Regions from separate parts of the Homo sapiens genome. Here all the other regions are linked to region 3. The links are chromatin contacts, found by Hi-C or POLR2A ChIA-PET in ENCODE. All regions are on one chromosome and are shown on one strand. The core of a region is the stretch at or near the end of the contact, and the rest is flanking DNA. Distances in the headings are between cores, read along the strand shown.

Region 1 (6,354 bases), core at 1,933-4,432, 410 kb before region 3:
TCGAAAGAGCATACATTAAACACTCAGTGTATTACCTGGCATTCAATAATTGGTTGCTAGTATTGTTACTTTCTAAAATCCCTCTTCAAATGTAGCAGGAGAAACTGAATATATAATCCTTTAGTTGTCAGGCTCTTTAATACACAACAATTACGAGCTTGAGCTTTGGAGTTAAACATTCAGGATTGAATTCTGAGTCCACCACTTGATAACTGCCTACCTCTAGGCAATCTCCTTTAGCTATCTAAATCTTGGTTTCCTACGGACAATAATGCTGTTTAACTAAAAGGATTGTTGTCAGCCTTCACACAGTGCTTGGCACACGGTAAGTGCTCAATAAATATTAGCAATGTGAGCTATCATTAGTATTTTATCATTATAATTGGCAATCATACTTCTGACAAACTATAACGTACAAACCATTTCATTTTTATTTTCTTCCTCTAGGAGCTATATAACAGCCAATAAACACTTTATAGGTACATTATTCTAGTCTGTGAACAAGTGTGAATTACACATTTGAATAGGGTGAATTTAGAGGAAGCTGTTATCTTCCCTGACATTATTCCAGTAACGGAAGCCACTTCATTGTGAGAGGAAGAGTCTGCAGAGGTGAAGAAATGTTGTTTGGGTTCTTTTGTTAAGTCACTTCTTCAAAAGTGATGGTAAGTGTTACAGTCACCAAGGTGACTGTAAAAAAAAATACGTAAAATGAAAATAGATGCATTAAAAAATAATATTTTATTCACAAACTAGACATCTAACAAAGGTCTAATATTCAGAACCTTTAAGGAACTTAATTGAACAAGCAAAAAACAAATAATCGCATTAAAAATGGGCAAAAGACATGAATAGACAATTCTCAGAAGAAGACATACAAACGGCCAACAAACATATTTTAAGAATGCATATGTACCCTAAAACTTAAAGTATAATAATAATAAAAGAAAAAAAAAACATTGGCAGCATTTATAAGAACTAACTAGTTATAAGTAGTTCACTAAGAATGACCTCATCACAGGTTTTAGCTGAAACAATATAAAACTAAAGAGGTCAAAAAAAAAAAAAAAAAGAATGCTCAGTATCACTAATCATCAGAGAAATGCAAATCAAAATCACAATGTGATACCATCTCACACCAGTCAGAATGGCTATTACTAAAAAGTCAAAAAATAACAGATGCTGGTGAGGTGCAGAGAAAAGGGAATGCTTATACATGGTAGATAGGAATGTAAGTTAGTTCAGCCACTGTGGAAAGCAGTCTGGAATCAGCCTTGGTGCCCATCAACAGTGGGCTGGGCAAAGAAAATGTGGTATATATACACAATGGGATACTACACAGCTATTAAAAAAAGAACAAAATCATGTCCTTTGTAGCAACATGGAGGAAGCTGAAGGCCATTATAAGCAAATTAACACAGGAGCAGAAAACCAAATACCTCATGTTCTCACTTATAAGTGGGAGCCACACATTGAGTACCAATGGACATATAGATGGCAACAATACACGGGACTATAGAGGTGGGGGAAGGGTACAGAGTTGAAAAACCTAACTATTGTATACTATGCTCAGTACTTGGGTAACGAGACCATTCATACCCCAAACCTCAGCATCACACAGTATACCAATGTAACAAATCTGCACACGTACCCCCAAATCTAAAACAAGCTGAAAAAAAATAATTTTTAAACAAAAAGAAAGGATGCTTAATGGGTCACAGCCAACAAAACAGTGACTTAAATAATGGCATCATGCAACACATTTCACTTTGTCTGGTCAGTCTCAGTCAGAAATCTAACTGCTAAGATTGATTTTCATTAATCATCCAAATAATAAGCCAAAAATACTGTTTTATGTAAAGGAAGGCTTAAACACAAATGATAGTAGGCGATGAGGAGCATGAGAAAAAAAGTTGTAAAGCTGATGGAAAATGAAAAATAAACAAGTAACTGCACAGATAGTCAAAAAAGAAAGCAAAATCTTCCAAAGAAATTGCCTTTGCTGTTAACAAGTAAAATAGACCTTTCTCCTAAACAATCCGGAATGCTTTATTAACTATTCTTATCATTTCCAGATGCTTTTTCAAATGATGACCTACTTCCCATGCTCCTTTATTCAGTTAAAAAAAAATGAGTATGTGCTTACTACACCCCTACACTCAGTACTAATGGCTGAGATGTAATAGTAGATGGGCATAGACTTGGCTTCTAGGAACTCCTAGTTTTAGGAGTCAGATAAATAAATAGTCAATGATGACATGATGTGATTAGAACTGTGATGGAAGTAAGGACAGGTACGAGAGAAGGAAGGACAGATGAATGGACAGATAGAAGAAAATTGTGGGGCTTTCACCTACCTGAAAGATTAAGAAAGGTGTTCTGGTGGAAATGACATTTAACCTAAGGCCTTCAGAAAATCAAATTTAGGAGTCCAAAAGTGAGCTATTGGCTTAGGATTTAGTTCTAAGGGCTGAAAGATGCAGAGGGAATTGAAAATAGTGTTATAATTCTAGGATGTGTTCTTTGGAGGAAAGTTAAGAAGACACGAAATGTAATTTTAAGATGATAATGTGTAACAATCCACTTAACCCAACTGTCAGCTCCCTATAATAATATTTCAATTTCAAATCTGTTCCCTTCTCTTAAGTTATGAAATTCACATTTCCAGAGACATCTAAATTAGATCATAAGTTTCTTAGATTCCTGACCTGGTAAAAAATATACATGGTATGAAGAGAACAGTACTGTGTTCATTTAAAGCCACCAAATATGGAACTAGAAATCAGAAGAAAACCAGAGATGGCAAAATTTAGACCAATGGCAACTCACTCATCTATGCTGGTAATTTCACTACCCTTCATCCTGACCAAACCCAATCATAAATGTCAATCAGCCTATCTCAAAATTAGTGATATTTAGAACTTCACCTAGCAATTCTAGAAAGCTTTTGGCTTGCAAGGTATCTATGAAAGAAAGAGTGGAAGTTTTGCACCCCTTTCATCTAATCAAAATTCAAAATTTCTTCCCCCTTCTATTGTTATTCATTTATGAGCACAGATGTGCAAAAACCAATTCATTTTAAAGTCAAATACTAAATATGATGACTTACATCTGTACAAAAATCTGAAGTGCAGTACCGATACTAATGCGGTGACATCAGCAAGGCCAAACAGGAAGCTGAGGTATAGCCCCCATCACACACAGACACTCTCTCTCGGTCTCTCTCTCTCTCTCTCTCACACACACACACCCCTACACACAAACACACACACACACACACCCCAAAAGTGTCTCAGCTATAATATTGCATTCACTTAACGAATAGCCTTATTGCAAAACTTTGTGGTTTGTGACTAGGGTCTATTGTGCCAGGAAAAATATCTCCCTCTGTGCATGTTAAGCTTCTTCTGACAAGAAGCACTAGAAAGATACAAACCACCTATGTTCTTAGCAAGAATGACTCATTATTATTGGCACAAGGAGAATACAACTTTGTGGTAAGGCTTTTTGTTCTCAACTTGAAAATACCTAATCTGATATCCTAAAGCCTGGAGAAGAAAAAAAGAAGGATATCTTCAACTATTATCCTCCTCACTAGGGATTTAAGAAGGAAAGGACAATGGCTAAGGTGTGTGATAAGGTTACATCCTGCTTGACCCACCGTGTTTCCTGGAACAGAACCACTTGGGCTTGGGCCCGAGTTCACTTAAAGTGAGATGGAATGAGGCAAAATGATGTTCCTGATCTATTTTCTATTTCTTTTATTCCACTTATCCTGGAAAGTCAGGAGGAAATCATCCTCAAACTCTCCTCTGTTAACTGAGTGGGATAGCCTTACAAATTGAGTTTGGTTTATAAGCAATGACTGTGTTTTCGGTTTGTTTTGCCCCCAGCATCTAAGACAATGTTCTGGACACAGTAGACCCTTACCTTAATAGAGGCTCTTTTGTTCCAGCTTTTGTCTACCCCGTCACTTAAAGTGTCCCGTGTCACACAACGGGACAGTGTGGCAGTCTAATAGTTTCTAGGGAAAGGTGGGGAAGGAAAAAACAACAAATGAAGAGAAGTCTCAGTTCCTTTCTTAGCTGGTGATTGCATGAGCCATGCCCTGATCTCCCACCAGAAAGGAACTTGGCAGGGAGGGGCTTTGTCTGGTAAGATGTGAAAATGGGTGCTTTGCTTTCATTGCTCCTTCCTAACTTCCAACTTCCTTCTTTTTTACCTCCTTTTCTAAGCCTCTTAAAATAGAAATGTCCCACTAACACCCAGACGTTGTTGACTTGCAATATGATTTGTGGTCTCCAAAAGAAAATGCTAAAAAATTGTTTTAAAAAATTCAGGTCAGATCAGGACTTCCCCAACCCCCTCAGCAACAGCCAGTATGGGAATCCAGTTAACAAAAGAAAATGCTGAAAGGAAAAAAAAATAAAGGCTAAGTACTTAAAACACAAAGAACTGGTAATAGATAAGTACCATGAATTTTTCAACCCCACCCCTGCAACATATCCCACAAAATTATTCTCAGCTGTACATTTGCATAAACCAAGAAAATTCTAGCTTTGGAGAACATTTATAGAGTACACAGTTTACCACAGGAACACCCTTTTGGGTTAAGGCACAACTTCATGTTTAAAAGCAGAGAAAAGACTTAACTTCTGCATCTCAATTGTCACCTGAGTTTCAATTGATGTAGCAGCTCATGTCCCTCTCAAGTAGATATCAAGAAATTATCCATGTCAAGTTCAGTAGGAAGTGAGTATCCTCAAATCATCTGTTCCTGAATAAGGAATGAGATTAGATTTTTTTTAAAAATATCAGCTAGTCAAACACAGGGCACACAGTATGCGTTTAATAAGTACCTGCTGACTGAGAAGACACATGGTACAGTAGTTTAGAACACGGGCTTGAAGTCGGCCTGCTTGGCTTTAAAATCTTGTCCTGATCACCAGCTGTCTTACCAGCTGCCCCAGAACCCTCGTCTATAAAATGGGCATGATGACAATAATAGTGCCTACCTCACAGGACTGCTGTGAGGATTAAATGAGTTAATACAGTGGCTTTCCAAGTAGGGTCCCCAGGCCAGTAGTATCAGCATCAGCATTACCTGAGAACATGTCAGAAATGCAAATTCTTAGGACCCACCCCAGGCCAGGGAATTCCAGTGCATATTCAAGCAAGGGAAACAGACTAAATAATTTTAGGCATATTGCTTTCCTCTGGGATTTTATGGTCATGTCTAAGGGAAAGGTGGTACATTGCCTCTCACTCGGACAGAAGAAGGGGATAAAAGTAGAAGAGAAGAGAGGTATTTTATCTTACTAGTGGAGATCATCCATGTACACCTACACACGGTACAGCTTACCAGAGTGAGCTCTTACGTAAAATTAGATCGTCCAGTATAAAAAGCGAAAGGGTCACACTGGAAATGCAAAACTCAGTAAAGAAAATGTATCTCAGTTGTGCTTGCTATTAGATTCAGGATTATTTTCAAAAAGGAAATCCCATGAAGAGTCTAGTTGTGGTCCTCTCACTAAAATATTATAAAGAGTTTAATTTTATCTTACAATTGCTAAGCACATTGTGACCATTCACTACTTTTATTTGCATTCACTACTTTTTTTTTTTTTGAGACAGAGTTTCACTCTGTTTCCCAAGCCGGAGTGCAGTGGCTCCATCTCGGCTCACTGCAACTCCACCTCCCATGTTCAAGCGATTCTCCTGCCTCAGCCTCCTGAGTAGCTGGGATTACAGTTGTGCGCCACCATGCCCGGCTAATTTTTGTATTTTTAGTAGAGATGGGTTTTCACCATGTTGGCCAGGCTAGTCTCAAACTCCTGACCTCAAATGACCCACCCACCTTGGCCTCCCAACGTGCTAGGATTACGGGCGTGAGCCACTGCGCTCGGCCCACCATTCACCACTTTTTTATTGTGCTGTTGAATATCACTTCAAACATTAAATTCATATTATAAAAATCATGAATCTTTACCAGTAATACAATTTGAGAAAAATAAAAATTAAGTTGCTGAAGCAAAATACCTTATGTTTAAAAGGAAGACCCTAGGCAACAACGATTCTCTAACTCTGAAGGGATGCTGTTTAAAATGTACGTTTCTGGGCTCCTTTCCTCAGAGATTCTAATTCGTAGGTCTGGAATAATGCCAGGGACTCTGAAATTTTAAAAGTCTCTTCCCCCCAACTCTGATTCCACACCAAGTCATTCAGAAGCAGTGGTTGATAGATTACAATATGCTAAAAGTTTTTATCTTTAAATAACCTTAAATGAGTAATATCTTCTGATTAAGCAAAGTCTTCAGAGCTAAGAGCTAATCCTTTATACATGGGAAAGGTTTA
Region 2 (7,408 bases), core at 273-2,772, 290 kb after region 3:
TAAAATTCTATAAGTAAAAACGCTCTGTATAATTTTTTTTCACCTGCTGCTCAACCTACCTGGTGACCCAGAGCTCCAATTTCTCATAAGAATTGCCACTACCTCTCTTGATTAAATTTTCAGGTTCATATTTTTGCACAATTGTTTTTTATAAACATGCATGAACACAAATAGGATTATTTATGTGATTTATTTCAGTCAAATTACTCTGATTCCAACCAATCTGAAGACATCTCCAACTTAACCATGGTTTTGGACATGATGCGGTGGGGGGGACAGTAAACCATGTTTTTTATTATATCCTGTCTTTGACAGATATTAGGAGACTAGACCAGTATGGAGTGAGATGACATTGTTAGTGATTTTTTCTTGGGATGCTTATCACATTGTACAGAATCTCATGTTGATCTTTCTAATTTTTTTTGTAATCCATGCAAGCTGTATATTTCCTTGTAAAAAATTGATATTTGGGAAAATATTTTTACCCTGAGAAGTTCCCAGAAATAGAGATTTTCTGAATCTTATGAGCTATGAGACATTTAACCAAAGAAAATTTTCAAAAACTATTTTAAATGGAAGCTCCATATATATTGTGCTTAATTTTGTCAAGAGACATAGTCTTAGGAGCACTTTTGACAAAATATCTGCTGTTCTGTTGATAACCTTGAAGCTGACCTCTTTCCCATTAAAGAATTAACATTTGGAATTTTTATATGAATGAATAAAACTGCAATGTCACCTTCCATTTAAGCAATATTTTTCACTTCTTTGGCATTTCTAGCCAGTCTTTTTTTTTAATTTGTGTCCTTGAGGTAGTCATTCATTTTGGATCTTAAATATCAAGCTTTCAGCATTTGTCCTTTTAGAGACTGTGTCATGAGGCTGAACTCTAATACTTGAAAATGATTAGAGTTTGCCACTTTACAACCGTTCTGATAGTTCATCACCTGCTTGGATTTCAGCTTACTCTGTAAATTCAGGTACTTAATACCTGACTCTGAATAAAAATATTTTGAAGTGTTTTAGCAACCAAACAAACCATGCAATGAGAAAGAGGTGCAGACGACTCGCTTGTGGTTATGGTTGTCAAGGAAACCATTTCCGTATATAGTGTTTGATAACAGCCATGTTTTTTTAAAGGCCATAAAAACAAAGCTTGTCCAGAAGTATGAAGAAGAAAGCATACAATGAAATAAGCCACAGCCAACTAGAAGTTATGAGAATGCATTAGATGCAAAATGCTAGATATCAATTGATGAGATGTTTTACAACATAGAAATTAAACTCAAGAGGGATAACATGTTGAAAAGTGTGGCAGAATGGGGGTGGCAGCAAAATGCCCTTGTTGAGGCAAGGTCAAAGTCTCACTATGTTCTCAAAATATACTGTGTGCATTTTTAGAGAAATTGTTTAATTAAACAAACAGCTTCATCTTTGCCATACACAAACTCGTGGAATGGAATTTAAACAGCTTTGATAACATAATCAGTGAGAGGCTTGAATATATTGCCCAGCAATAGACTAGATTGCTAGAGCTACACAAGCTGCAGGAAATGGAGAGCTTATTTGGGGGTTTTGTCTAGTTTATGCTACGTTTTGCTTTAAAAGAGAAATGAACTGTAGTGCATAGTGATGCTGAAGATCTTTATGGAGGAAAAAAGATCCTAAGATGTTGATTATGGATAAAGTCTATTTTGAAAGCTCTTTCTCAAGGTCTATACATATAGAGCAAAACCCCAAGGAGGAAAAGATGGCTGGGTATGGTGACTTATGCCTGTAATCCCATCACTTGGGGAGGCTGAGGCAGCAGATCACTTGAGGTCAGGATCTCAAGACCAGCCTGGACAACATGTGAAACCCTGTCTCTATTAAAAAAAAAAATAGCTGGGCATGATGGTGCATGCCTATAATCCTAGCTACTCAGGAGGCTGAGGCAGGAGAATCACTTGAACCTAGGAGGCGGAGTTTTCAGTGAGCCGAGACCGTGCCATTGCACTCCAGCACTCCAGCCTGGGCAACAGAGTGAGACTCTGCCTCAAAAAAAAAAAAAAAAAAGAAAGAAAGAAAAGAAAAGAAAAAAGAAGAAAAAATGATGTTGGTTTGACATTACAGATTTTTATTCTAAAATATGGTTTCCCATTCATAAAATGTGAAACATAAAGTATGAAAGATGTGGCAAAAGTGGAACTGTAAGGTGCATGATTCTATAGAGAAAAGGGGTAAATTGAGCCTAGTCTGAAACTATCCAACCTACAAAAAAAGAACATGTGGTTTAAAAGATACATGATTTGACATGTTGGAAGCCAGATGAAAGTCCAATGAAAAGACATAATTTCTGAATAGATTCTAATGTCTAAAAGAAATGATTTCATTCTTGCTCGAGCAATTTTTTCTTATTTCATAAACTATTAGGGTAATTATTTATGTAAGCAGAAAAATTGATTTTGTACTTCTCCCTTCCTTTTTCTTTAATATGTACACATAACTGCAGCATATGACATAGTAAAATTTTCACATTTGTTTCTTTACAATTTACCACAAAGGAAATGTCGTTTGGGCAACTTATGATGTGCAAAGATAGAGCCAACTCACTACTGCCTGTTGCCTCACACTTAAGTATCATTTATTTCTAAAGATCATGAAATGCTTATTTCATCCTAATGCCTCTTTCACATTATTCCATCAGTATTTTAATATAGAATAACAAAAGCAAAACAGAATTAATATATTTTAAGGGCAAGACGACTGACCTCAGGATGACTGATTCTCTTTTATGAGAATGCTGTAAGAAAGTAAGTGGGAAATGAATCAGAGGAGGAGAACAAGACATCACAGAATGTCCTCAGATCCCTGTGGCATTTTAGTCTGTACAAAAAAGACCTAACCCAGTGCTTCACATCTAGGTGTTTAATTTTTCCCCTTCCATTACCTCCCAGACCTTGCAATCATAATTTTCAGATTTTTTACTTTCTGTCTCTTAAAGCTTCCATTTTCTAATTAGTCAGTCTAAAAGCATGAGAATGACCAAAATGGTGAAAAGTCTGGAAATCATATTATATGAAAAGGGGAGCATGCATTTGAAGAACTGCCACATAGAAAAGGAATTTCACTTTTTCCGTGTGACTTTCATAGAACCAACTATGACCAGTGGGCAGTAGGTATATCATAGTAGATATTCAAGTCCTCAGAGTTGCTAAAAATAGACTCAGCTGCTTTAAGACATAGAAAACTAGCCATTTTTTGAGGGGGCCTTTTAGGATTTTCACTGCATCAACTATCTCCAATGGCACGTTCCCTTAGGCTGGACATTCTCATGTCTCTTCCTTTAATCCAAGCTCTTCTCCTAATCTCCTTACTACCTAAGTGTGAAATAGGCACCAAGTCCTATGGATTTGATCCCCTTACTGTCTCTTGAGCCTGTCCTCTTCCTTCCATCCTACTGCCACTCCATCATAGTTCCTGTCTCCTTGAAATGTGAGCTTCCTGAGGGCATGAGTTGTCTTATTTTTTATACCTAGTTAGCTAGCACGATAGCTGGTTACTCAGTAAATACATACTGAATATGTGACTTTCAACAATTTACTTTGAAATCATTTGGTTTGAGTGGCAGCCTGGTCTATTCATTCAATAAACATTTTTTGAGCATCTACTACGTGCAGTGGAGGATATCTGGATGAATAAGACAAAGTGATTTCCCCCTCAAGCTCATAGTCTAGTTGGAAGAAAAATATGTAAACGAAAATGGATTTGGCTCAGGCAATGTTATGAAAATAAATAAATACCTGATCGACTTAATTGAAGTTACAGCCTATCAGATTTCTACCATTTGGCAGGAGTTCTGCAGCCAGATCCACCAGGTGTTCTTTGAGAGGCCAAGGAGAGGGCTGGGTATCATAGGGCTAAAGGGATTGCCTTCTGGAGATGTGAGAGGACGTCCATACGTGAATGAGTGAGCCAGGCAAGATCACGAGGAAAAGCCACAGTTCTGGTTCTTACTACCAGCCTTTCCTTGCTAGGGACCATCTTTCCTTAGTTTAGAGTTTCTCATGGTTTTATTTTTCTCCTCGGGCCTCATCTCTTTCCACATCAAACTCTGTTTCATATTGGTTTGCTGTCAAACTGGTTTCTTCTTAAATTTGCAGTGCATATGTAGTTTCAGAGCTTTTGATTTTTCAGTCTCCAGTTGTTTAAAGTTCAGACTTTCTGCTTGGCTTCACAAATATAGTTAGCTATTATATGATTACTTAGTTACTTATTTTCCTATTTCCAATTTTATGAATCCAGGCAAATGCATGAAATGTTAGAGATGAGAGGCTCCTCCAATGTTATATTTTCTGTTAACCAGTTCATTGAATGCCTATTCCCTCCCTGCACCAAATGTTCCAGTCAAAGTGTTCTCTGCAGCTTCAGTGAGGGTGGTTTTATGGACCACCTTGGATTTAAGAAGGGGGAAAATACATTCTTGGCTGAGTATGGCATGTAAGACTTTTCTCTCATTACCGTAATGCTCTTCTCCCTCTAGTTATTTCTGGTTTCCAACTAATAAATGTCCCTGAGCTATAGTCCTCCTGCAACAAAATGTGATTTTATTATTCTAACTTTTTCAGCCTCCTCCTACATAAGCAGGCTTTGTATGACTATTTTAATAGAGGAAGAACATTGGGGAATTGATCTAGTGTATATGTGCATGAGCACAGAAGAATCATGGGAGAGAGATCAAGATGAAGGAATAAGAGATGTACATGAAATAAAACTTGGTCTTCTATACTTGTGACCACAAGTTTTATTTTCCTTTATTTTTGGCCTCAAATTTCCTTCCATTTAATCTCTAATTGTTCTGACATTCAGAACACCAGACATTGAAGTGAGCTTTGTCTCATGAACCTTGACTCCCGGCTCTGAGGTCTGAGTGTCTGACTCCACGTACACAGCAGGCAACCTGTGACACGCCTAAGCCACGTGATGCTATCACATCGCATCACAGTCAAGTGAAAAACAGGTAAAGCCTAAAGTCTGTCAGTGGAATAAAAAAATAGCCTCAGGTCACTTTCCAAAAGCATTTGACTTAAGAGGGGAAAAAAAGGCTGTATTCTGATTTTATAATCTAGCCAGTTATTCATTCACCAGAAATGTGTTCTTTTCCAGTGATGCAAGGCTTGCTTACTTTATCAAGTTATTCCATTACTGCCTTGGAATGACTGGAGGTGGGATGGAGTACTATGGAAAACAAAGCAAAAAAACATGTTTTCAAACTCTCTTCAACTCATTTAAACGTTCCATTTAGTCGAACAGGCATTTGTTTGGATATTCCTTTCCAAGTCTTGAGATCATTTAAGTGCCTATACTCTTTGGAAATTCTCCTCCATCTTTTCCTTTTCATTTAGAATTAAGTTAAATTCTACTGTCATTTATTGTTCACCCTCTGCATACCAAACTTGGCATCTCTGCTGATTTTCTGTTTCCGTAGGAATGAAACTGCCCTTGAGAAAATATCACCTTCAAACCTTATGTTCATGGAAGGCTTAGATCCCATACTTACTTAGACCTCTTGGGCTCAAGATCACATAGATTTTTTTTTTCCTCAGTAAGTAGTTCATTCTAGAGGTGGATAATATAGAATTGCATGTTTTAAATGATGAAATATGACCAACTCCAGACTTACTAAGAAAAAATTTTGACATGGATAATCTCAAACTCAAACTGTATAATGAAAATTATGCAGAACATTGAAGTCAGACATGAACTAATCATCTTTCTAAACTTATCCAACGCTTTCTGCTAACTCCTGATTATGTGGGAGTTGCTGATCTGTTTTTCAGATTCTCCGGGAGTCTCCTAAGGTCATGTTCTGTCCTCATGTTCATATTTCTGGGCTTAAACAGAAGCTCAGGTTCCAGGCTTCTAGAACTTCCAAAGGGAGTAGGAAAAAATCCTCTGAGACCCTTGAATCACAAGACCGTGGTGAAAGCCAGCTCTACCCTGGGTCAGATTAAGTGGCAGCTAAACTGCCTGACTTTGTAAATCTTCCTGAAATCACTAGTTTAACTTGGTCTGAAAATCCCTTCTAGCGTACTCTACATGCACACGATTGTCTCTAGAATACCATTGTTAAAACATTGAGGCAGGGCCGGGACGGCTCATCTTTATGTGGTCTACACAGAGCACCTGGCTCAGGCCTTGTATGTGTTTGTCAAATGGATGGATATTTCTTGTAGAAGAGAGGTCCTGACTTAGTTTGCCTAATTAGCTAATTAATATGAAAAGACATCACAACCAGAGAGAGTGAGGCTTGAGGAAAACATTCATGATAGGCAGATGGTAATGAAATGGAAGGAATTGTGCTGTACATTTGAATACGAGTGCTAAGAACCCCACTAGAAATACCAAATCAGGATCTTTGGAGAGTTGGGCCCAAGAATATGCATTTTCTTCAAACTCCACAGGAAATTTTGAAACACAGCTATGGCTGGAAATTATTCCAATAAAAGAAAGTTTTCTTGAGTTTAGTGCTTTCTGGATAAGTGGGAAGACAGTAGGTACTTATGAAATGCCTTCTTGATTGGATGAATAAATAAATCAGGGTCCAGGTAGAAGCTGAGTCCTTAATTACAGTTATGTCCCTGCTGCCCTCATTCTATCCAGGCCCAAACCTCTTTAGCAGCACTACCTATTCCTCAGCTATAATCTGGAGGATAAAGGGGAACCTGGGAAGAGCAATGAGAAGACAAATAAAAGCTGATGATTAAAAATAGAATCTCAGGATGCTTTGGGTTACATCTGGTCTCCCCATGCTCCCCCAAAAAAGAGGCAGATTGGCATCCCATCTCCTCCAGCCAGCTTACAGCATATGCATGATCAAAAGTAATTTATGGCTCCTTTTCAGGCTCAGCTCTGAAGCAGAGAAGCTGACATTAAAATGGTGCATGTAACAGAAATGTGGCCTTGGAGAACCCCCAGAGGAGTTCCAGATCAGATCAGCTGTCTTTCATTAATCAGAAATGGGCTGTAGTTCACTCCTCTATTTGGAACATGTCTAGCCTTCCATCAAAATGGCAGAATGGTGAGTTCATGGATAAGGGTTTAGCATGAAACTTGGTACACACTTGTTATTGCAATCTCAGACTGTAAAATGAAACGTCTTAAAGGCCCGATCAACCTCATCATTTGCAGTACCACATTTAGCATAGCTTTGTGAATTTTCTTTTATTCTTGATTGCTCCCCTCCTTCTCCCAATGCAAATGAGTGCCTGGTGCTCAGTGAGTTGTGTCCTTATGCATTTAGCTGAAATCTCCAATTATAGTCAGGAGTGGGACAGTCTTCAAGAAAAAAAGAAAACACTGGCAGAGGGGAAAACTTGACAATCATGCCATTGAGCTAAGCACCGTGGTAAGTACTCTGCAGCATAGA
Region 3 (6,589 bases), core at 361-2,860:
CTCAGAGGTGAAAACAGAAGAATGATTTAACTTGCATATAGATGACTCCCTTTGGGAATATGAAGGACAGTTAATGTTTAAGACAATTATTTAAATTGTCTGAATTTGATAATCTTTGTTTTTGTTTTTTTTAAAGCATTAGTTGTAAACAAGGAAACTGTTGATGTGCCACACCATATTTATTGCAATAAGGAGATGTGAAATAATGAGAAGTGTATCTGTGCCCTGATATGGTTAGGTTTTGTGTCCCCACCCAAATCTCATCTTGAATTGTAATCCCTATAATCCCTACGTTTGGAGGGAGAGACCAGGTGAAGGTAATTGAATCATGAGAGCAGTTTCCCCCATGCTGTTCTCATGGTAGAGAGTTCTCATTGAAATCTGATGGTTTTATAAGATGCTCTTCCCACTTCACTCAGCACTTCTCATTCCTGCTGCCTTGCAAAGAAGGTGCCTTGCTTCCCCTTCCTCCATGATTGTAAGTTTCCTGAGGCCTCCCCAGCCATGCTTAACTGTGAGTCAGCTAAACCTCTTTCCTTTATAAATTACCCAGTTTTGGGCAGTTCTTTATAGCAGTATGAAAACGGACTAATGACAGTCGCTGACTCTGGTTCCTGAGACAGAGCTCCTAAAACCCTAGATAGGACTTCTGGGATAATCTTTTGTTCTAATCTTTGGTCTTTAACCTGGTTTCCTGACACAGAGCTCCTAAATCTCTTGGAATTTCCTAGGTGATAGGAGCATCGTTTGCTCTAATGAGGCAACTCTTGGTGGGCTCCTGGATGGGGGCTGGTCACCAGAAGGACCCAGCCATGATTAGAAGCTTAACACATTCAGCTCTACCCCCTATCCTCTCAGAAGGGGAGAGGGGCTCCAGGTTGAGTTAATAATCCATCATGCCTACAGGATGAAGCCTCCTCCATAAAAATCCCTGAACTGGCAGTAGCTGCCAAACTGGAATAGGAGAAGCTGGGCCTGGAGGAGCTGAGAGAGTTCTTGCCACTGTTGGTGTTGGCGAGTGGCAGGGAGCCAGGACTTGAGGGTTGGGGTGTGTTGTGATGCCAGAGCTGGCGGTGCAGAAGGTGGTGGTCTACCCCCTGTTGCTTCTCAGTGTGGTGGATCACTTCAGCTAATTTGGTGAGGTTGGAAACCAGAAGCATGTTGGTGTGCTATTGGGGTCATGGCAAAAGAAAATACTTGATATGTCCAAGAGTTTTCAGTCCCTTTTTATGATGATGACTAAGTCCTTTTTTATGAAGATGACAAAGATGATCTGATTTTTAGACCAAGATTATTTGGAAAACATTTATGGATTGTTTAAGAAGGTAAATAAATGCCAGAGAAAGAATATTTGGGTGGCACCACACAGGCCATAAACTTTACAAGAATGCCATTGCCATCAATGAAGTAATGAAATGATGCTGCCCTAACTCTTGTTTTGGTCATTATTGATGTGAAACCCAAGGACCTGAGCCTGCCCACAGAAGCATATATTGTGGAAGAAGTTACAGAAACATATACAGTGGAAGAAGTTCATGTTGATAGAACTACAACCACAAAAACATTTGAGCATGTGACTGTGAAACTGGAGCAGAGGAAGCTGAGGAAGTCAGAGTCAAACACTTGTTATGAGACATCAAAGACACTACCGTGGGTACTCTTTCCTAGCAGATTATTAACCAGGTCTATGCATGGCTTGAAGGGTAAAAGTAGCGACAGGCAAGCTACCCATAAACCATCAGATCATCTGCCTGCTGTAGGATGTCTTCAACCTGCTGCCAGATGTCAGCCCTGATGAGTTTGTCAAGGCCTTTCACCTGAAGACCGACCACCAAATGGAGGTGATATACTTGGCCTTGCTGATCTGTTTTTGGTTGCCCTGCACAGCCTCATCAACAACAAGATTGCTAACCAGGGTGCAGAGAAGAAAGACGGACAGGAAAAGAAGAGAACAAAAAGGATAGAAAAGGAGACAGAGAGAAAGACAAAGAAAACATAAACAGTGATGAAAGAAGAGAAAAAGGAGAAAAAGTAAAACATGTAGCTTTTAAAATTTGTAAATTAACCTAATAAACTAAATCAGTGTGCTGCTAGAAGGTTCTTGCTTGCTTTTAGTGCTTTTTGAAAAGCTGTTCTATTGACAACCCTCTGCTTCTGGCCACCCTTGCTGTGGCATTACATGGAAGCAAATGGATAGAGGGACTGATCTTGTACCTAATACTGCAGTTTCAATTGCTGTGAGTTGAGGATGTAATAGTCAGCTCTGGCTTCAGATTGTGTGAGAAAAATTAAGAGAAGTCAACATAACATTTTTGGTACTCATTCTTTACCTGTAAAACCAGGAGTTGAGTTTTTCCCCACCGTAAAAGACTCTTGGGGTCTATTTCTGGTAATTTACAAAATTGCTGAACAGAGTGCATGAATTCCACCCATTCTCTGCCTTTTAACACTTTTGAGTTCTGACCCTTTTGAACTCTGTTGAGAAAAACCACACCACATTTTGGATCTACGTGTAGTTCTGGCATTCTTAGGGCTTGGGATCCAGCTTTATATTTTGTTTACCTTCGAAGACACAATTAAATGGTTTGGTTAAAAAAAAAAAATCCCTGAACTACCAGGTTCAGAGAGCTTCCAGGTTGCTGGACCCATGTAGCTTCTTGGGGGGCGGCACACACAGAGAAGGCATGGAAGCTCCAGCCCCTTCCAACATATGCTTGGTAATATCAAGTATTTTATAAAAAATGAGTAAAACATAAATATTTCCCTGAGTTCTGTGAGCTGTCCTAGCAGACTACACCTGAGGAGGGAGTTGTTGTGGGAACCCTCCTGATTTATAAGCCAGTTGGTCAGAAGTAGAGGTGACAAACTGTTACTTGTAGTTGTTGTCTGAAGTGGGGGGCAGTCTTGTTTGATGAGCCCGCAACCTGTGGGAGTTGACTCTGACTCCAGATAGTGTCAGAATTGAATTGAATTATAGTACACCGAGTCGGTGTTCACTGGAGAATTGCGTGCTGTGTGGAGAAAACCCCACACACATCTGGGGTCAGAATTGTTGAGTGGAGTATATGAGAGTATAGTAGGAAACCCCACAACCTCCAGGTCGACCAACTACCTATAAATTGGGGGTTCCCATGACTCCCTCTTCAGGTTCAATTAATTTGCTAGAGTGGCTCATAGTACTCAGGGAAACATTTTACTTATATTTACCCATTTATTATGAAGGATAAATTAAAGGATACAAATGAACAGGTAGATGAAGAGGAGATACATAGAGTGAGGTTCAGGAAAGTCCCAAACAGGAGCCTCTGTCCCCATGGAGTTGGGTATGCCACCCTCCTGGCATATGGATACAATTAAGTAGCTCAAGAACATAAAACTGATGGGTTCTAATAAAGCAAGGAATTAAGATTTTAGATTAAAGTAGCTTTGATGAAAAGTGAATTCCATAAGACACAGAAGAACCTTGGTGCTTATATCTGCAATTCAGCTGGTGTTTTCTCTTCTCCAGTTTTTAGACTCTTTGAAGTAGCTTTTGCTCTTGCCAGTAGAGTGTCTGAGCACTGCTTACCCTGAGCAGATGAGGAGTTTGCTCCAAATCCAGGATGGTAAATTAAGGAGATTATCAAACATTACCAAACAAATATCTTGTGCAGTATCTTCTATCTTTATGAGAAATTAGGTACAGCATTTAATTCACTTTTTTTTCTGTCTTGTAAGTTCTTGATAAAGTGTTTTGACATGTTTGTTAGGCAAGTATGTAAGGTTTTTGTTTGTTTGTTTGTTTGTTCCTTTATGAGATAATAAACTAGTTTGTGACATCAGCCTCAAAGTACCTGACTGTATGAGACGGATACCAAACCAAACTGTTTTTCTTGCTCTGAAACTCATCACAACACACTTCTGACACCAGGCAATCAGATGCACCCCATCTCCGATGTATACATGTGACCTTTGTATCTCTCTTTTTTCACTTAGCATAATGTTTTTGAGGTTTATCCACATTTTAGCATATATCAATACTTCATTCCTTTTCGTGGCTGAATAAGATTCCATCACACACACACATATATACACACCACATTTTGTTTATTCATTCATCTCTTGATGGACATTTGGGTTCTTTCCACTTTTTGACTGTTATAAGTAGTATTGCTCTTTGTGTATAAATATTTGAATTCTTATAATTATTTTCCATTTTGGGGGTCATATACCTAGGAGTAGAATTCCTGGGTGAGATTCTAATTCTCAGAAGCTACACTATTTTACATTTCCACTAACAATATACAACAGTTCCAACTTCTCTTCATCTTGGACAACACTTGTTATTTTCCCTTTTTTGGTTTTGGTTAGTTATTGCCATCCTGATGAGTATGAAATTGTATCTCATTGTGATTTCAATTTGTATTTCTCTAATATTAATTAGGGAAGAGGTTGAACTTCTTTTCATGTGCTATTTGGCCATTTGTATATCTTCTGGAGAAATGTCTATTCAAGCCCTTTGCTCATTTTTAGTGGGTTGGCTTTCTTTCTGTTATTAGAATTCTTTATGAGGAATTTGGCCTCAGGCCAAAATCTTACGTGATGTTTGAGCCCACTATAGACAATTACAAGGCTTTATCTGACAAACTCAATGGCGGAAGCTGCTTTCCCCATACCTAAGGAAATGTTGACCTAAAAGGAAGAGTTGAGGCACAAAATATAATTTAAAGAGTTTACTTGAGCCAGAGTGAAGACAGCTGCCCCTGGTGTGTGTTAAAGTTGCCTTGGGGAGTGTACCCTCAGCCCTTGTTACAAGCAAATTTTTAAAGGGAGAGAGAACAAGGAGTGGGCTAATACAAAGTTATTTGACAGGAATTCTCAATAGTTGACAGATATATCATTGTTCAGTGATTGGCTATACATTTTTGAATTAGAGGGTATGAGTTAGGGTGTCCAGCATATGGCAGTTGTGGCTTCTTCTTGTCAGTTAGCCTAGAGCCCACATAGCAAGTGTCTTCAAGAGATAATTATTTAGCTCAAGGGGGAGTGATGTGACTGCTGTTTCATTCCAGTGCCTCTCTGGACCTGATAATTTAAACAGGCTTGCATTCCTCAGATAAGTGTCTTTTTTTTTTTTTTCCATGCCAGTGTATGCTGTTTTCTGGAGGTACTTACTGGCAGTGACTGAGACTCCCTGCAGCCACACTCACACACAGCTGTATTCCTAGCTCAGGTGACTCTGTTTGGAGGCCTTCTTATGAGGAGATGGGGGAGTTGGCTGAGGCACTTCCCAGGTACCTCCACTGAGGCTTCCTTTTGGAGGCTTTGACTAAGGTATTTCTGTCTTATCTGACTCAGTACTTTTCTGCTTCTAGCCCTTCCTCCTCTTCCTCCCCGTGGGCCCCTGGGTTCATGAAGATGCAGAGAGGCAGCAGCCTTCTTCAGGGCTTCTCAGCAGTGAGACAGTGTGCCCCACCCCGACAACCCAGCAGTGCATATTTATCTCACCCTTTCCTAGGGAAGTAATGAAACACTGGAGAACTAGCACCTCTCATTTTGCCCCTTGCTTATACTGTGGCAAGAAGTGAATAAAAACTTGATGGTTACTTTTAATTTGCCTTGTCCTTATTAACCACATCAACACCTGGCGGTTCAACATGTTATATATTCTGGATATTAGACCCTTATCAGATACATAATTTGCACATATTTTCTCCCACTCTGTAAGTTGTCTTCACTTTTTGGTAGTATCCTTTGGTGCACAAAAGTTTTTAATTTTGATTATTTATGTATTTTTTTCTTGCATTGCCCATGCTTTTAAGACTACCTAAGAATCCATTGCCAAACCTAAGGTTATGAAGATTTATCCCAGTGTTTTCTTCTAACATTTTTATAGTTTTAGCTCTTACAGTTAGGCCATTGATCCATTTTGAGTTAATTTTTGTATATGATGTAAGGTAAGGGGTCCAGCTTCATTCATGCATTCATCCATCCATATACATGTATGTGGATATCAGGTTTTCCTAATAGTATTATTGTTGAAGAGACCATTCTTTCTCCATTGAATGGTCTTAGCATCCTTGATGAAAATCAGTTGACCATATATGTGAGGGTTTACTTCAGAACTTTTAGTTCTGATTCATTGGATGTCTGTCTGTCTGCTCATACCAAACTATTTTGGTAATAGTTGCTTTGTAGTGAGTTTTGAAATTGACAAGTGTAAGTCCTCTAACATTTTCCTTTTTCAAGGTTTTGTTATTTGGGATGCCTTGCAATTCTATCTGAATTTTAGGATCAGCTTTTCTGTTTCTACAAAAAAGGTTGTTGGGATTTTGATAGAAATTGCATTGACAATGTAGATCAGTTTGGGGAGTATTACCATCTTACTAAATATTACAGTCCATTAACATAGGATGCTTTTTCTCTTATTTAGATATTCTTTAATTTCCTTCAGCAGTGGTTTTTGTTTTTGTTTTTGAGACAGAGTCTCACTCTGTCGCCCAGACTGGATTGCAGTGGCGCGATCTCGGCTCACTGCAACCTCTGCCTCTTGGGTTCAAGCAATTTTCCTGCCTTAGCCTCCTGAGTAGCTGGGATTACAGGTGCACGC
Region 4 (6,476 bases), core at 639-3,138, 310 kb after region 3:
TGGTAGGTATCATGTCCTGGTGCCCTCTGATGCAGCCTGCCACTTGCTCAGCTGTACCTTGGCATATATCCCTCTGTTTTGCGGTTCTTTGTGATTGTCCCTTTCAGATTAGAAGTGCTTTATAATAAATTGGTAACTGTGCTTATTTGGCTGTTGAAAAGGGAGTCCTTTTAAAAAGGAAACTTAGCCCTTAAAACACATACACACACACACACACACACACACACACACACACACACACACACACATTTAAATATTTTCCAGATTGCTTTCTTTGCTTTTAAAGGTCACCTGAAGGTGAAGGGGTTGAAGGACATTTTATTGGGCTGTTTACTCTGCATTAAATGTCCTTCCTTCTTTCTCCTTATCTAGTACAGCCCTACCTTCAAGGTCCAGCTGAAATTCCAGCCACTCTGTGAAACTTTTCTTATCACCCTGGCCTTGGAGATTTGCCCTTTCTCTGTGCTCTGGTAACACAGAATGTCTGCATTAGCTTTTTCAAACTTAGCCTATGCTGCCTGTCTGTGAAGTATAAGCTTTGTTTTCCCAATGAGACTATCAGCTTTGTTTTCCCAATGAGACCATCACTCGTTTATAGGCTTGGAGTAAGAGTGGCTGAAATCCTATCTCCATCACTTGTGAGCTGTACGACCTTGTTCAAGCCACTTCCCATCGCTGTGCCTTAGGCTCCTTCTCTGTTCAGTGTAGTCATAGTACCTATCTTTTAGAGTTGTTGGGAAGATTAAATGAAATAATACATGCAGTGTGTTTAGTACAATGCCTGGCACATAGTTAGTGTTCAATAATTAATATATTTTATACACTTGTAATTTAACTACTATGTAGTTAAAGGAACTGGTGAAACAGTTATGAAACAGCTAATAGTCTACAGAAATAGTTTCTGCTCTGCCAAATCCAGCAGGGAGCCAGAGGGCAAGGGAGTCAATTAAAGCACAGCAAGAAATTGTTTTTGCCCCAGGGGAATTTACATTCTAGGATTTAATAACTAATTAGCCAATTATTTATTTAAATACTAATCTTTTCAGAAGTACAGGGTGCCATAAAAATGTCTGTGTCTCCCTGAAAGTCTTGGGGAGGTTCCCCTGAGGAAGTGGTAAATGAATTTAGATCTTAAAAAGGAATAGGTGTGAACAAGTTGAATGTCAGGAAGTGTATTCTTGGCAAAGAGAAGACCATGTGTGGGGACTTTGAGCTGGAGGGAAGTGTGGATAATCTGAGGACCTCAGAGACAGCCAGTGTGGCTGGAGCATGATGGCTGAATGAGAAGAGAGAGAGCTCCAAAGGAGCCAGGTTGGATTTTAGGTCTGTCATTTTCCCAGTATCTTGTAACTATACATTAAGGAGCTTATTTATACTCATTAATGATTTAGTCTACGTGGATGCTGGTTCATCTGATTCTTTTAAACAATAAAAGAAAGTGTTTTCTGGGTATATGGTATATCGATAAGAGTCTGGTCAGGAAAACAGAAACTGCATTGGGCATTTCAACAGTGAGAATTTAATATGAGAAGTTGGTTAAACAGGACTGGAGAAATAAAAACCCAAAGAAGGGATGCTGAGGTCACAAAGAGAGAGTGACTATAAGAAGCTGCTGCCTCTCCAGATCAGAATCTTAAGCTTTGTCTGCATTGCCTCTCTCTCTCACTTCCAGTCTCTCACAAAGTCCTATCTTCACAGCTCAGAGAGCTATAATGCAGAACCTTATGTGTCAGGGAGTGGAGGACAGGAGGTGCAGGCCTGGTTGCTGCCCAGCACGTGCTGGTACCTCAGGAGCTCAGAAGAGCTGGGAAGACTTCCCAGCTAGTGCTGGTACCTGTACCTCTAAGAGGGCACATTCAGGTTAGTTCTTAGAATACTAAAATAAAAGAGGAGACTGAAGCCAACTGCCCATCCCAGGATGCAGAGCTATTATTGCTCAGGTGATGATAGGAAGAGGAAGAAAGCAAAGAGTCTGCCATTTAACCTCCCTCTAGCGGCCACTATTGGTAGAAGCTGACAGGGAGTCAGCAGGTTAAGCTGATTTGCAGAGTCCTAGACCCAGTATCACGTAATAAAGATATGAGGGGTAAAAAATAAGAACAATGGAGAAGGTGGATATTGATAGCTGGATATGAAGGGTGACATGGTCTTGCTTTGGGTAGCATTTGACTCTCTTATTTCTGCCCTTCAACATGCAATACATTACTTTCAAAGTCTTTGCAGAAAAATTATTTTATTAACTCATTAACTCTTTTGAGAGTAATCAAAATGAATTATTTTGCTAAAGCAGAAACATGGAAGAAATCTTTTTGTAAGTTTTATGCCATGCCAGTCACTGATTGGAGATATATTTATATCTATCTCTATATAGAGATAGATATTTTCACACATACAGACATATACACATATATATTTTATTTAATTTAAAAATTGTTGAAAAAGAACAAAAATTTGTAAGATCTCACTGTTGGCCTTCAAGCTGTTGGAAACTATGATACACATTCATGAAAAGGAGACTGAGGGTCATTATACAGGTTGGTTTCAGCTCCTAAGGGGTCCTGCCATCCCAGATCTGTGAACTCCAGGGAAAATCTCTACTTTTCTACCATTTCCTTGGTGATTGATTGCAAATCCCCTGGGGTTTGGAGAATCACATATATCTTTCCTCCCAGCTTCTGCTATAGGTTTTCATTTGCTGTTGAAGTTGAGCAGGAACCACCCAGAGCTCTACCCAGAGACCTTTTTATTTTCCCCTACCCCATAGCGTGAAATATTTTTGTTGCTTAAACCACAAACAATATGTTATAAATCATTTCTCAGTATTTATAAATAAAAATATTCTTAAAAGTTACACATTGTTTAAGCACCAAGCTGACTGAATTCCAACCACAAGCAACAGATGTTTTAGTCATCCCAAGCAATTCTAACGAAGATAAAACTGTGATTTTCATTTGATATTTTGGAACATTAAAAATAATTGTTGGAGTCCCCAATACTACTTTTAAGTGCCTCAGGAGACACAGACTTAGGTATAATTTTTTTCATGTGTACTATATTAAAAGATACATTTGCTTGGAAGACCTGTTTAGTGCAAAAGTGTGACTTTCGGCCAATTCCTCTTAATTAATGACAATGCTTCAGTTAAGTACTTTAGTTCCTTTGTATCAACTCCCATATTTCTCCAGAGAATTTGTGAAATAAGCACCTTGACTGGTGTGGAAGGAGTTTTTACTACAAATTTTTCATAAAAAAGGAACATTGAAATGCTACTTATCAAATTGGCTCATCTGTCTCAAATATTCATTTCCTAGAAATAATCCTTTGTTATTATCCGTAATAACTGAAACCTTATCGTTTTATTTCACCTGCTTTCTTTGTTTTGGTTTTCAGCATTAAAAAGCAATAATAACTTTGGCAAAAAATAATTCCTGTAGATCATTATTTTGAGGGTAGTCCTACTTGGCCTATTAGTTCCGCTGTAGTGCAATGTGTTTTGATATTGTTACTTAAATCAACACCAACCAGAATTACTGGCAGTCACAAACAAAAGTCTAATAATTCAGTGTTGAATTGTAAAGCAAAATGCATTTAAAAAATTAAGACTGCAAAGAAAGATGGAAATAACTGTATGATAAACATATAGACATGTTTATTTCTCAAAAATATGAGTTTGTTATAGATTCCTTAAAAAATTGCCTGGTTATCAATTTTTAAAAATAAATTACGCATTATTTATGTGTTTGCTTTTCTGCTGGTAACAATATTTATGTAACAAACAAAAAAATAAAAAACAAAAAAAAGAAAAACCCACAGTGCAAACATAAACCTTTGATGAGGCTTGGAATTCTTTCTACTTTTAATCTGCATAACATTTGCCTCCCCTTCATTGGCTCAATTATGGATTTGAAAGACTGATTCTCAAAAGGTGATCCTGTATGCTTTGCCTCCCAGTAGAAATTTTGCCAAAGAGTGCTGGATTATGCCTTATGTTGTAGAGTTGCATACTTTAACATTAATGTATAAAAAGGTAATTTTTATTAACTTAGCAAAGTAGAAACATTGACCATTGATTATGAAACATGGTTACTATTTTTAAATTAACAAACTTAAGAAAACATTAAAAGATGTTAATAAAAACCTAAGTAGCGTTTTGTACCTTCCTTGATGATCCTTAGCTGTTGTCAATCAAACTGCATCTCTAGTCTATTTTTAGTCTGGAAAGAAACTGCTTATCTTTAACTTGCCCAAAGACTCTTCTGGGGCTTTTCCACTATGCTGAAATTTTAATAACATCTCTAGATAGTTCTTCATTTCTGTTACAAGATTTAACTTCCTTATTGAGGCAATCTTTTGACTGTCTTCAGCTTCCTCAGTTATCAGTACTTAGTTCTCTTGTTAACCTAAGTTCCATGTACCTAGTCTCTTACTTTCTCCTAAATGGGGTAAAAATTCATTTTTATTCACAAAGCTACTGCTGATGGAGAGAAATTACAGGTGTGATGTACTTCTCCTCAGTAGTAGCATACCAACTTAGCAATCACATTTTCCCCCCTCAACTATGCATAAACTTACTAGCTTCATTTGCCCCTTCTTTAAAAAACAAACAGACAAAAAAACAAAACAAAACAAAACAATTTTGAGCTACTTTTCTTTTTCCTTGGCAAACTGCTCAGCTGGGTGCCTGTAAAATGAAATGTACATCAAATACATTCCATAGCGACCCTCACATTCATGATCTAATATGGTTTATTGCTAGTGTTACCTAGACCATATACTCTAAGTTAAACATCTAAGTAATATTGAAATGTAACTTTCAAAAACACGTTAAAATTCTCTAGGGAATCAACAAAAATGCAAAGTAATTTTAAAACAAATTCTAATATTAGAGAAAATAATAACTATGTGTAAGGGTGCTTTCTATGGCTAGCAAAAGGAAGCCCCTTATAATAGCCCTTGGTAGGCAGAGCTGTTTTGGCGGGGAGGACATAGGAAACATGGCATAAGGGCCAAGGAGACTCCTACGACTGAAGAATCAGGAAACTGACCTCATCCCTTTTGAGTTTAACATTATTAGAACATCATTGGTAGACAGAGTTCAACTAACTTCAGCTAACTGAAGTTCGCTCCTAAGAAATGTGTAGAAGTAGTGTCCCAATCTTAACACCAGGGTTGGCGTGTTGATGGCACATATCCACAATATGTGGATATGGTAGAAGGTATTCTTTACTAAGCCAGACATATGCTTGGGATCATGTTTAGCTGCAATGACTGAATATGTGATTATGACTTAAAACAACTGCAGCAAGGATCAGCAAGGCAATCACTGCAGCTGGACAAGCATCCATTGGGCTTCTAGTGTTCAGTAACTGTGTAAATGTGGTTGCTACTGAGGAATTATGCTAGCGGTCTCATTAGACCCTCTGGTTCTCTCCACTTGGTCGTTTGGAAGTAGAAACGATCACTTGGGGCTGAATAAGCATTAAGATACTTGTATAATTAACAGCAAGCAGTGGTTTCTAAAGGAAAATACTGGACTTGCTAATAAGTAATTAGTTAGTAGTATAATGGCAGTATAATCACCTTTGTATTTTGAGCTGATAAAGAAGGTCATATCGGTAACATATGTTTGAAAATGTTAATATAGTCATAATTTTCTCTGAACTTCCATAGTTAGGGCATTTATCATTTTTATTATATTAAAACTATTTTTTCAAACATCTTATCTCTCCAAATTTTGATCATTGAAGGCCATGACTTATCTTTATATCAACCCTGGCTTTTTCCTCCCATTGTAGTATAGCAGAATCCCTCATGCAAAATAGAAACTAAATTAACTAAATAAGTATTAAATGATGAAATAAGATAATAAATTAGAAACACTGAAAATATTTCAAATTCTGAAAATTCATTTTTTTCATAAATAGTATTTATTTTTTTCAAGAAAAAATTTTTTTTGCAGCTAAGGTTTGAGATAATTGCTATGGTGGTAAGATGCACAGAGAAATGGTTTGAGGAGACAGGTCTAGGTACAAAAGAAAAATAATATCTCAGCTGTGCATATAGAAATTCTGATTTATATTTTGAGCTTACTGTCATATCTTTTTGGAAGTCTTTTGTTCTCAGTTCTTTGATTTCCTTTTTGGTTTTGTTTGTCTTTAAATATTTTATTTTATATTATGTTAAAGTGCACCCCTATGGATTTATTGTCAATATTTAGTTTTTAAAAGTTTATATTCTACTCTTTAAAAATTCATATTCTGTTAATGAAACAAACTATGGTGTAGCAGAATTTTCATATAGTTCCATTGCAGAAATAAATTATCTTCTATTCTTTTCAATTTTGAAGAATTGTAGAGTATAAGAATAAATTCAGTAATTGATAGATATGGAGAAGACAGTAAGGCATTTGAATGTAGCATTGCTATTAATTGTCCTCCAATATTTATTCTCCTTCTCTTAGCAATAGAACCTCTTAT

The links. Hi-C counts contacts between places; a loop is a spot of excess contacts on that map. ChIA-PET counts read pairs that join two places held with the same protein, here RNA polymerase II (POLR2A). Pooled maps may share reads with other maps.
Region 1: a pooled map shows a loop between it and region 3 (4-fold over the local background). The contact joins two enhancer-like sites. A Hi-C loop is called at or near these places in 2 of 50 pooled maps. POLR2A ChIA-PET finds 5 or more read pairs at or near these places in 2 of 52 experiments (GM10248 and activated CD4-positive, alpha-beta T cell).
Region 2: a loop to region 3 is called in a map of naive thymus-derived CD4-positive, alpha-beta T cell, with 5 times the contacts of the local background. The contact joins two enhancer-like sites. A Hi-C loop is called at or near these places in 1 of 168 maps with a recorded cell type or tissue (naive thymus-derived CD4-positive, alpha-beta T cell) and 10 of 50 pooled maps. POLR2A ChIA-PET finds 5 or more read pairs at or near these places in 5 of 52 experiments (BJ, CD4-positive, alpha-beta T cell, CD4-positive, alpha-beta memory T cell and 2 more).
Region 4: a pooled map shows a loop between it and region 3 (2.2-fold over the local background). The contact joins two enhancer-like sites. A Hi-C loop is called at or near these places in 1 of 37 single-sample maps with no recorded cell type and 3 of 50 pooled maps. POLR2A ChIA-PET finds 5 or more read pairs at or near these places in 3 of 52 experiments (AG04449, activated CD4-positive, alpha-beta T cell and naive thymus-derived CD4-positive, alpha-beta T cell).

The regions. Positions count from the first base shown.
Region 1 is chr1:184,863,934-184,870,287 of GRCh38, forward strand. The region is part of intron 5 of NIBAN1 (niban apoptosis regulator 1); the gene reads right to left. Among named protein-coding and RNA genes, the nearest start is that of NIBAN1, 110 kb to the right of the region's middle. Within about 2 kb of position 3,183, at least 10 of the 41 ENCODE cell types and tissues checked have a DNase peak (open chromatin) inside an H3K27ac peak, as active enhancers do.
Region 2 is chr1:185,566,114-185,573,521 of GRCh38, forward strand. The region is part of intron 2 of LINC01350 (long intergenic non-protein coding RNA 1350); the gene reads right to left. All of the region lies in intron 1 of LOC107985239 (a long non-coding RNA gene), which reads left to right. Among named protein-coding and RNA genes, the nearest start is that of LINC01350, 59 kb to the right of the region's middle. Within about 2 kb of position 1,523, at least 7 of the 41 ENCODE cell types and tissues checked have a DNase peak (open chromatin) inside an H3K27ac peak, as active enhancers do; they include CD4-positive, alpha-beta T cell, where a contact is called at or near this core.
Region 3 is chr1:185,279,786-185,286,374 of GRCh38, forward strand. All of the region lies in intron 18 of SWT1 (SWT1 RNA endoribonuclease homolog), which reads left to right. LOC105371651 (a long non-coding RNA gene) reads right to left here. Exons shown (of 3, transcript XR_922360.3): 1 at 3,569-6,589. It also overlaps the pseudogene PSMD7P4. Among named protein-coding and RNA genes, the nearest start is that of IVNS1ABP, 34 kb to the right of the region's middle. Within about 2 kb of position 1,611, at least 2 of the 41 ENCODE cell types and tissues checked have a DNase peak (open chromatin) inside an H3K27ac peak, as active enhancers do; they include CD4-positive, alpha-beta T cell, where a contact is called at or near this core.
Region 4 is chr1:185,594,268-185,600,743 of GRCh38, forward strand. All of the region lies in intron 2 of LINC01350 (long intergenic non-protein coding RNA 1350), which reads right to left. All of the region lies in intron 1 of LOC107985239 (a long non-coding RNA gene), which reads left to right. Among named protein-coding and RNA genes, the nearest start is that of LINC01350, 31 kb to the right of the region's middle. Within about 2 kb of position 1,889, at least 3 of the 41 ENCODE cell types and tissues checked have a DNase peak (open chromatin) inside an H3K27ac peak, as active enhancers do.